2 separate regions of the Mus musculus genome follow, and region 1 is linked to region 2. The links are chromatin loops, found by intact Hi-C in ENCODE. Cell type or tissue: left cerebral cortex. All regions are shown on one strand. Region 1 holds the start of Gm35474 (a long non-coding RNA gene). Region 2 has its middle 2.6 kb from the start of 3300005D01Rik.

What was found. Peaks named below come from ENCODE experiments on the same cell type or tissue, not always from the same donor. Only the 100,000 strongest peaks of a DNase experiment are listed, where the experiment ranks them.
Region 1: it touches region 2 in a loop (3-fold over the local background); 23 of 42 quality-filtered maps call a loop at or near these places.

Annotation. Positions count from the first base shown.
Region 1 is chr17:5,848,266-5,850,765 of GRCm38, reverse strand. All of the region lies in intron 1 of Snx9 (sorting nexin 9), which reads right to left. Gm35474 (a long non-coding RNA gene) reads left to right here and starts at 2,415. Exons shown (of 2, transcript XR_876357.2): 1 at 2,415-2,500. In left cerebral cortex, no CTCF peak of the experiment used is centred here; a DNase peak (open chromatin) is centred at 996; H3K4me3 peaks cover 592 bases; H3K27ac peaks cover 484 bases.
Region 2 is chr17:5,794,776-5,797,275 of GRCm38, reverse strand. No RefSeq gene overlaps it. Among named protein-coding and RNA genes, the nearest start is that of 3300005D01Rik, 2.6 kb to the left of the region's middle. In left cerebral cortex, a CTCF peak has its summit at 1,220 (motif pointing left); a DNase peak (open chromatin) is centred at 1,221.

The DNA.
Region 1 (2,500 bases), 53 kb before region 2:
TTGTATAGTTACCTATGAAATAGAGAGAGATGACTGCTTGTGCATCTTTCTCCTTTATATTCAATCCTAGATCCCAGCGTAGGGAATGGTGCCAACCACAGTAGGCAGGATGTGACCATCTGCTTCAAGTTCCCATGCCTTTGACTCTGCTGTCATGAACTGTGAGCTGAAAGAAATATTCAATTGCTTGTGTCAGGGTATTTTATCATAGCAACAGAAAAAGAAACAGAGTATTTTTAAGTAAGTATTGAACAACAATACTGAAAACGGAAAGAAGATATGGTCTTAAATAATGATTTAAAGATCTGAAATCCGAGCAGAGAACCCTGTCCCTAGAACAAGTTCTAAGTACTGCAAACCAAGTACAGACATAAAGCCACCATTTTAAGGACTGCTGACCTGCAAACCGAAAGACGACGAACTCTATGCATTCCTAAGCACCCTGGCCTTGTCACTGGGGAATCTGGAATAGGCCAGGGCATTAGACTATTTGTCCAGTACATTCTCCTCACTGGGCCCTAAACATGGCCTAATATGGCAAGTACTGCATAAAATTTGAGAGTCCAGCCAGGCAGACTGGACACTTGAAATGCACTTTGGGTCCTGCAAGGCAGGATACTCTATTAAAGAACACAGAACTCCTATGACTCCTGTGAGTCCTGCCTTTTCATGGAATAATGTAATGTCTAAATAATTTATAAATACTATATTTATGTCTAAAAATTAGTTGGAAGGGTAGAACACCATGCATTTAGTGACCGTGAGAAAAAAAGGTAGTACCAACTGGGAAGCTGGGAAATGCACACAATGTACAATTTTGAAAGCTTGGCAGTAACTCTTGTTTCATCCAAATGCTCACACAAACATCCCCAAAGATGAGCTGTACACAGCTTGTGTGCACTCACGCTCTGCTTCCTTCGCGTTCCAGTGTGCTTTCAGGACACTCAGGCTTGGCTCTAGTCCAGCAGGAACAACGAAGTGCAATAAAAATTTCAAGCAAAGCAGCCGATCACATGGCCTGTAAGACATGCTGCTGAGTCAGCACAAAGGAACCACTCTGGAAAACTCCAAAAGGGAGTAAACGCAGAAACCCCGGGAGAGGTGCGCGTGCCGGCAGAACCTCAGCAGCGCCTACAACCCGAGCTGCAGCGTCAGGGGACGAAGAGAGAAAAGTCCAGCGGATAGTGAGGCTGCCGCAGGGCCCCAGCGGGTCAGAGACAGAAGGGAACAGCAAGGAGAGGGCTGGCTGAGGTGTGGAGCCGGGGAAGGAGGGTATGCCTCCTGGGAGCTGGGGCCCAAGTCCATGCTGTCTGGCATGGCTGGAAAAACAAGCAAAAAGGAAGCAGACAAAGTGGGGATGACTGGGAGGAGGAGGCCTCTGGGCGACTGGAACAGACAAACACAAGTTCTACCCGAGAAACACAATTTTAGTATAAGGATCAGAACTAAGTTCCAAGGAAAAAAATAAAATAGCAAGAAAACCAAGACCATGAAAACGGATGAGCAGAAAGACACTGAGTTTTGTTATTAAACCAACGGATCAGAAACTTGAAAACAATGAGTAACGAATCAGATCTTAAAGAATAACCAAGCAGAATTAAATTGAACCAAAATGAACTTCTAAAACTAGAAACACAACCCCTGACACCCCATAAGCCCCAAGCCATGCACACAAATCCACACTGACACCACAATGGACTTCAGAACACAGAAAATGGAGTCTTAAGAACAGGGAGAGAGACTCAGGGCACTTAAAACCAGCTGTAGCCAGTGGCTTCTCAGCAGGGACCCTGGAAGCTGAGGAATGGGGAGACGCTGAGCAGTCCAGAACTCATCACACCTGGAAAGCCACTCTGGTAGACAGGGGAGATATACCCAAGTCATCAACAACGTGTCCTGGAGTCCTGGTGTTGCTTGTATTTTGATGCTAATTCCGCTTTCCCAGGAGGGGTTGCTGGCGAGGAGTGAATCACATAAGCAGGTGACTTCTTAAGAACCTTCTCCCCACCTTAACTTGTTTTGGGTTTTTGTTTGTTTGTTTTTATTTTTCGAGACAGGGTTTTTCTCTGTGTAGCCCTGGCTGTCCTGGAACTCAGAAATCCGCCTGCCTCTGCCTCCAGAGTGCTGGGATTAAAGGCGTGCGCCACCGGAACTTGTAAAATAAAGGCTAGAGCTGGTGATTGGGCAGTGGAAGGGAAGGTGGAGCTAAAAAGTTTGAGGGAGAAGGAGAGAGGAGAGGGGAGAGAGGAGGAGGAGGAGGAAGAGGAGGAGGAGGAGGAGGAGGAGGAGGAGGAGGAGGAGGAGGAGGAGGAGGAGAAGGAGAAGGAGGAGAAGGAGAAGGAGAAGGAGAAGGAGAAGGAGAAGGAGAAGGAGAAGGAGAAGGAGAAGGAGAAGGAGAAGAAGAAGAAGAAGAAGAAGAAGAAGAAGAAGAAGAAGAAGAAGCAGCAGCAGCAGCAGCAGCAGCAGCAGCAGCAGGAGGAGGAAGACGGAGGAAGAAGAA
Region 2 (2,500 bases):
GATCTGGAGCACTACCCAAGGGCTCATGTCATTTAGTCTTGTTCTCCATCCTGAGAGTTGACGGACTCTAAGGAAAGAGACTGAGCCATTGTGTATGTGTCCTTGAAGGTGATATTGGAAACCCAGCCTCCTTTACTCTCTCTCTCTCTCTCTCTCTCTCTCTCTCTCTCTCTCTCTCTCTCCTTCCTGGCTGCTGTGAAGGAAACGACAGACTTCTACCATGCACTGTGCCACTGTAAAGCCCAGAGCAGCAGGACTAGCTAATCAGTTTCAGAGATCTCTGGAATTATAAGACAAAGCAAACCTTCCTAATGATGCTGGGGGTGGGTCTATGTCAGCGGTAGAGCACCTCCTTAGCATGAACACCTCCGTGTATTCTCCAGCACTGCAAAACAACAGCATCAAAACCCAAGTTCTCTCCTTTAGGCTGTTGAGCCAGGTTTTGTGTCCCAGCAATGGGAAGTTAACACACCTGGGGAAGCTAACGCATTCCTCCCTGGGTGACTCTTCTCTGACTTGGCCACGCTAAACCAGAACACAACCATCTCTCTATTAGTCTCTGTGCTTCTTTGGAAAATGAGCTCTTCAATGAGAAGCCTGTGTCTTTTGTCGACTTGTCTCTCTGGCAGCAAGGACTGGGTGGAGTCTTTAGGGAGTAGCTAATTAAGTGTGATGGTGACTGAAGGCAGTAGCTGAGGGAGGGGATCCTGAAGCTGAATCAGAAGAGTGTCACCTCTCTCATGCAGTGTGACTTGGGCCCATTATTCTGCCAGGTTGCTGCTTCTTGGGTGAGTGGGAGGCTGGGGTGAGAGTCGAGGCTGAGACTGCAGAGCATAGGACGATGAGTAACAATACTTTTAAGGCATTTAAGCTACTTCGTTTTTCTGGAATATTTCTGCAGCAGTGTTCATTATTATAATTGTTATTTTGACTGTCTTGATTTTTATGAGAGAAACAGTAAGTTGTAAATAATACGTTGCAAGTGTTTTTAGTGTGTGTTTGTGTTTTTGTAAATTAGTTTCTGATCTAAAAGTTAATGTGGCCACATATGAGACAATGTAACAAACATACGTTATGCTGAGTCCCAAGGGAATGACCACCAAATTTAGCTGGATTATCATTCAGGGTTTACAGCCTTGTCACTGTGGGCTTATTACCACAACTTCCTATAGTGCAGAAGAAATACTCTGTCTGCGTGACTTTCGCCCTCTACTGGCCAGAAGTAGATCCTTCCGATGTACTTGACTATGTTGCCCCCTAGGGATTCAACTCAGTCTGCGGCTCAATTTCAGAAGAAGAATGTTGGCTTGCTAGCTAGAGAATCTAGTACCTTGCATGCATTTTCAGGAGGTATCAAGGCATGGATGTGACACCAATCCTCAAGGTCTTCTTTCAAGGACCAAGATATCTTGAGAACCTTGGAAAAGTATACTCAGCACTGAAAATGGGAAGAATTGGATGCACACAAATGATACAGTTGTTGTCTTGATGTGACAGCGCAGAGGCAGTGGGTGAGGTGACCGTGCTTCTCTGGAGCTCTGTGATTTATGGAGGACAGAGGTACACGGTTTCTAAGGTGACTCTTTCAATCATACCAGCAAGGATTATAAAATACAACATAACTTGTCTTAGCAGCCAGGCATTCACCGCTATCGTTTGTGACTGTCGAGGACAGTCTTCTCAGTCAGCTGATGGTATGTCTCATCTCAAAGGTCACACTTGAAACAAAGTCTAGTTTCACAGGAAAAAAATCTGGTGGGTGTGACCCAGAGACTGAGCTTGTTTTTTTTTTTTTTTTTCTTGTTCTCCTTCTTTCAATATAGGCTCTCTCTGTTTAGCTCTGGTTGTCCTGGAACACACTTGGTAGACCAGAGTGGCCTCATATTCATAGATCTACCTGCCTCTGCCTCCCAAGTCCTGGTATTAAAGGTTTCTCACCCCGTTCCTTTCTAGGAGCCCTCAGTAGGCTTTATCCACATCTTGGGGATCAAGGCTAGGGTTCATGTCAACTTCATATCTATATTATATCACTGGCCAGGAGAGATGGCTTATGTTGAATGTTTTGGAGGATTCTCTCAGGGTAGCAAGAATCCTGGGACGGATACAGGTGCCGTTTTGAATATAACAACTAGAGCTGAGCTGGGTAAATTGAGGCTGAGGCAGTGGCGCCTGGCTTTTAGGCAGATTGAAGCCCTCTGCTTCTCATGAAAGCAAGACAGAGCAGCAGTTACACCTGTATTCTAAATTTGAAGAACTGTCATACTTGCTACTTAAAGTCAGGCAGTTGATGGATGTGTGGGCAAGCCCTGGATTCCAGGAGCCTTCCCATCATTAAGCAGTGAGAAGAAACTCACTGGGTCACTTCCTGTGGCATGACTCCCTTCTGACTGACCCTTCTGAGCAGTGGGCAGACCCTCTCAGGGGCCTCAGGGAAGCCCCAGGGATAACAATTGCACTGCTCAGACATCTTCCTTTCAAACAGTTAGTTTAGCCAAATTTA